Linked DNA regions of Homo sapiens: region 1 is linked to region 2. The links are chromatin contacts, found by Hi-C or POLR2A ChIA-PET in ENCODE. All regions are on one chromosome and are shown on one strand. Each heading gives the region's core, a stretch centred on a gene start or an enhancer-like site at or near the end of the contact. The rest is flanking DNA. Distances are from core to core; before and after follow the strand shown. Region 1 overlaps ABCA6 (ATP binding cassette subfamily A member 6). Region 2 has its middle 14 kb from the start of PRKAR1A.

Evidence for each region. A loop is a pair of places that touch in the nucleus more often than their neighbours do. ChIA-PET counts read pairs that join two places held with the same protein, here RNA polymerase II (POLR2A). Pooled maps may share reads with other maps.
Region 1: a loop to region 2 is called in a pooled map, with 2.9 times the contacts of the local background. The contact joins two enhancer-like sites. A Hi-C loop is called at or near these places in 1 of 50 pooled maps. POLR2A ChIA-PET finds 5 or more read pairs at or near these places in 2 of 52 experiments (GM12878 and OCI-LY7).

What each region holds. Positions count from the first base shown.
Region 1 is chr17:69,092,052-69,094,751 of GRCh38, reverse strand. All of the region lies in intron 25 of ABCA6 (ATP binding cassette subfamily A member 6), which reads left to right. It also overlaps the pseudogene SEC24AP1. Among named protein-coding and RNA genes, the nearest start is that of MIR4524B, 6.1 kb to the left of the region's middle. Within about 2 kb of position 1,276, at least 6 of the 41 ENCODE cell types and tissues checked have a DNase peak (open chromatin) inside an H3K27ac peak, as active enhancers do; they include OCI-LY7, where a contact is called at or near this core.
Region 2 is chr17:68,496,865-68,499,564 of GRCh38, reverse strand. It overlaps a transcript of PRKAR1A not described here. Among named protein-coding and RNA genes, the nearest start is that of PRKAR1A, 14 kb to the left of the region's middle. RefSeq lists a silencer at 835-1,018. Within about 2 kb of position 1,409, at least 17 of the 41 ENCODE cell types and tissues checked have a DNase peak (open chromatin) inside an H3K27ac peak, as active enhancers do; they include OCI-LY7, where a contact is called at or near this core.

The DNA.
Region 1 (2,700 bases), core at 27-2,526, 600 kb before region 2:
ATTTTTTGCTATGTGCCTCATGAAATAGTTGCCCCTGGCTTACCGTATACTCACAACTTATCCCAGTTTGTATAGAGCTGGAAATTTCTCAGACAAGAGAGCATTCAGCATCAGTGATAGAAACATACCTCAGCCCTTGCCTTTTAGCTTTTAGTGGAGAAGCTGAGCAGGTTTAATTTCCTCATGGCTGCAGGCTCCATAGTGATGCTTTGGGTTGGAAAACATTATAGACAAGATTTTCTCAGCCAAGTTCCAGGATTTCAAATCTGTGCATCAATTCCATAGACTGTGACAGAACTTCTAGAACTTAATAGGCCAGAATCTTCCAAAACAATAAGTTTCATCTCTAGGCTTAGAGAGCAGAAACCATTTTCCCATTGTGGAGTAAGGAGTGAGAGTCCAGTGAGAGGAACTTTCCTTCAAAAAATGGCAGAAGACAGAATCTGCATTATCATATTATGAATGCCCCTTGTATATACGGCAGCAAGTGAATAGATGAACAAAAGAAGAAATTTGACTTTGTTCTTTCTAAGGAAAGATGATAATGCAGAACCACTTCTTAGGCTTGTGAACTAACATGGTGATTAAGGTGTTCTCACTGTGATTTGAAAAAATTATCACAAATAAAAGATCACAGCAGAAAATCAGACATGACACTGAGAAACACTGTATTTTTAAAATCAAAACACATACACGTATGATTGCATGCCTTTTATCCTTTGCTGCCATTTATGCTTAAGTTGTTATGGATTCAAATAAGGCAAGACAATATTCCAGAGGCAAGGTACGTTTTGGAAAACAAAGACTGTTCAAAATATAAAAACAAAATTACACCGCAGTGTAATAGTAAAATATGTATTTATATATTTGTAATTTCTGATTGTTTTTCCTTTGCCCTTCTTATGCTTATCTATTTCAGTATATTTATTTATTTCATTTTTCTATCACTGAAAGGAATCTACATATTTCTAGAATGGTGGAATGTCAGACTTGAAAGAAATTCAAAATTGTCTAGTATGATTTACCAAATTTTATAGTGTTGCAGGAAATTAAGGAACTAGAGAGACCGATCGGGATACAGGAGAGCTTTTATTTTAGGTGTATATCGGCTCAGCAGACATGTGTCCTGAAAGTCTGAGCCCCTAACAAAGAAAGCGAGCAACTTTTAAGCATTTTGGGGCGGGAAAAACTTGAAGCAGGAAGCAGGTTTGCAGAAGTGAGAACAAAGGCTGTTTATCATTTATGCCATGACTTGCATCTTAGGAAAAATATGAGTTGCAATTTAACTTTCACTTACTTATCTTGTGACCTTGCAGCTGCACAGCAAGAAAAACAGGGACTTACAGAACTTACAGAATATGTGGGAAGTAGATATGGTTAATGTTTCTTGGGACAGTTAGTATTCTCTTTTAACTTTAACTTCGGCGGAGGTGGGGGTGCGCAACTTAAATTCTTTTCAGCCTTGGTTAATACAGCAATTCATTCTATGAGCTATTGTTATTTTTCTGTTACTATAATTTTCACTATTATTACTTATGCCATTATTCTGTTATTTTCTTAATTTCCTACTTCAATAGAGGAAAAAATTTAGTAACTTGCTCAGAAAAACACAAAAAGTAGTGACAGGCTCAGGAATAAACTTGAAGTCTCAGACCTTATGTCATTCCTCATGTTAAAAAATATGAGACAGTAGCATGGTTGGCAATACTGATTCAGAACTTGTGCTGATGAACACATCTTGATTTCAGTAGGCTAAAAAGTTTTAAAATTATACCTCTTCACAAAGACCTCAAGCAGTTTGCACTAAAATTTGCATTTGCATACAAATAACTTATAATTTATTTCTAAATATGTGTTGAAAATATATGTTGTGAGAATTTATCATTGTACAGCTAGTATCAACTTAAACGATGCTAGTCCTAGGACTAAGGCAATTTGTTTACTCCTCACAGGATCATATGTCAGAAGGTATAGTATGTTGATATTCAATGCAGTTGTCCTTTGGTGATCTGGGATCCATTTGGAAGGACAGTGTAGGCAATGTTTCTCCATCATTGAGTGAAGCCACAGTCAGTAGTTAATTTGTTTCTAGAGTCCAGTGGAATTCCATACCCCCAGGGTTGTGGTGCTTTACTGGTACCCTAGACCCCTGCCTGATAAGGAAGTATCTTTTCAGCCTATTATGCTGTGTGGTGGAGGTATAGTAGCACATCTTAGCACACGGAGTTCTGGAGTATCCTCTCACACTGTCAAAGTTTAGACTCCTCTCTTGTTCCAGTGGATGAGAAGAGAGGAAAGAAACTGTAGAAATATGGAGGTCTGGTAGAATAAGAGGAGTCAGCTAAGTGAACTGAAGGACTTAAGAGTGAACCCCAGATTTCTCATTTGTAAAGGGAGAGATAATAAAAGTACTACATTATGGAGTTGTGAGGATTAAATAATTCATGCTAGATTATTAAAACCTGGCATTTATGTAATATTCAGTGAATTTAGCAATTATGATTCTATTTTTATTATAATCAGTACATTAATAAGATCTGGGAAAGAAAGGGTAGTGCTCAATACATACTTGGCTGATCAATTGATTCTTAAAACAAACAAACAAAATTATCCTTATTCCTTCCCATTTGCCAGTAAAAAAAATTGTAAAATAAAATAAGTCCATCACAATAAAAATACACAATCTCAGAAAAGTCATTT
Region 2 (2,700 bases), core at 160-2,659:
AGCAACCCTGATGGATAGCCCATCTGGTCGGAAGCCTGGCTTGCTGTCCCAGCCCTGCCTGCTCCTAGATTTGGATTCTGGAATGCAAATCAGCACCCAATTTCTGAATATTTTCTCATCCCTTGTTGCTGAGTTTGTCTTGCTTACTTATATCCCTCCTCTCTCTCTCTCTCTCTCTCTCTCTCTCTCTCTCTCTTTTCCTCCCTTCTACTTCCATGACATCCCTGCTCTCTGATATAAGAAGAATGAGGAAGAATAGGTTAAGAGGGAGAAGGAACACTTTCCAGCAGAGGAAATGTGCAGAACACCCAAAGATGAGCAAATTCAGGCTGGAGGACATTTAGGAAACTACAAGTAATTCCACTGGATGTGAAGCCAGAAACTGTGTGAAGGGCATTGGCAAGAGGTGAGTCTGAAGAGCTCATGACAGTGACAATAACACATGGAGAGATCTTCTGTGCCTGGAACCGTTGTGAGGTTTCACATAGATTCCCACACCCTACCCTCACAGCACCTTTTGAGGTACGTACTATTGTTGTTCCTATTTTACAGATAAGGAAACTCCGGCATACAGAAGTTACACAACTTGCCCAAGTCATGTAGTGAGGAAGAGGCAGAGCTGGGGTGTGAACGAGGACCCTAAGCAAAGCTACTGAACTTGGACTTCCACCTGAGAGCTACAGAAGACCTTTAAAGAGGAGAGGGATCTGATTGGCCTGTACTTTAGAGAGATTGTAGGATGCCAGTGTGTCCCCTGATGCCAATAACAAGACTGAAACTGAGGATGTTTGGGAGTTAACACTCGAAGAAGATGTCAACAGACATCAGAGCCAGCACAGGAAGCAAGCGGGCAGTGGCGTGGGATGGAACTAGGGCCAATTGCCAGGTTTCCAAGAACTGAGTGGGGAGCTGCCAGGATTGCAGCCAAGGCTGCAGGAGATAAGGGCATGGGGATGGCACCTAACTGGCTCAGGCTATTTCTCAAAGGCAGGAGCACCCACCAGCTTCCTTGACCCTGACTGTACCCAGTGCCTGACACCAACTTATCTTTTCCAATTTATCTCCCTGGGTTCACATCCTCCCACAACCAGAACCTATTCTGTCATTTATACCCACACGTATTCACAAAACGACCCAGGGGCATTGCAAGAAATAAATACGTAATGAAATGATGTTAAAATATGGATAAAAACAAATATTAAGACCAGAGAAAACACTCATCAGAGCAGAAATTGAGCTTTTGGGGAGGAAAGGAGAAGAAACTCAAATATTCAAGCTGTGTGGTTCCTTGCTCTTGCTCAAGTTAAGCTCAAGTTTGAAGCTAAACTTCCAGTCAAAGTGAAAACGAAGGCAAGGTCATTTACATGGTCGTTACGGAGAGAAAAGAGGAAGTGCACCAGCTGCCAAGAAAACTTGTGGCCCTTTGCTAGCAAAGGTGTGGCATGAATTTTCAAAGTGGACTGCTTTCCAATCCCTTAACCCCCCCTTTACTTCCCCCATCACACCTGTGTTTAGGTGGTTGCATCCATCTAGCTTACAAGCATGTAAGTGTCAATCAAAATCCTGCCCAAATTTTAGAGCCCATCTTAAGTAGTTTGGCACCCATGAAGAAGGTGTCTTTTCCCTCCCTGGTCAGAAGTTTTTCCCCTTAATTATTTCTCTGCCTTGTTGTTGCTTCTTTCATAGCACTCATTATATTCTCTCACATGTTACAATTCAATGTCTATGTGTCTTGTCTTTCGTGAGGCAGCATAGCCTAATGGTTAGAGCAACAGCTCAGGAGTCAACCTCCCTGGGTTCTAGCTTGCCCCTCTCTGGCTGTGTAACCTTGGGCAACATACTTGATCCATCTAAGCTTCAGTTTTTTTTCATCTGTAAAATGAGAATCATAAGAGCATCATCCTTGTTCTCTTAGCACGGCACTTGGCACATGGTAAATTATCACATTTTTATCAGCATCTTCATAATTATCATCTCATCTCCTAGGGCTGTCAGTACAGTAGCCACTAGCCACAGGGAGCTCTTCAAATCTAAATTAATTATAATCAAATAAAGCTTAAAAGTCTTTTCCTTAGGGGTACTAGCCTCATTTCAAGTGCCAGCTGTAGCTAGTGACTACCATATTGGACAGCCCAGATACAGCATATTCCCACAATCACAGAAAGTTCTAAAGTTCCCTCTAGAACGGGGACTAGCAATTTTTTTTCTGTCAACGGTCAAATAGGTAATTATTTTAGACTTTGTGGCCATAAGGTCTTTGTTGCAACCACTCACCTTCACCACTATAGTGTGAAAGCAGCATAGACAACAAATAAATGAATGGGCATGGCTGTGTTCCAATAAAAGTTGACTTATGGACACTTTAAAGTAAATTTCATCTAATTTTTATGTCACAAAATATCATTCTCCATTCGAGCTTGTTTAGCCACTGAAAAATATACAGCCAGGCACAGTGGCTCACGCCTGTAATCCCAGAAATTTGGGAGGCCTGGGCAGGCAGATCACTTGAGCTCAGGAGTTCGAGACCAGCCTGAGCAGCATGGCAAAACCCTGTCTCCACAAAAAATACAAAAATGGGCCAGACATGGTGGTGTGTGCCTATAGTCCCAGCTATTTGTGGGGCTGAGGCAGGAGGATCACTTGGGCCCAGGAGGTCAAGTGCAGTAAGCTGTGTTTGCACCACTGCACTCTAGCCTGGGT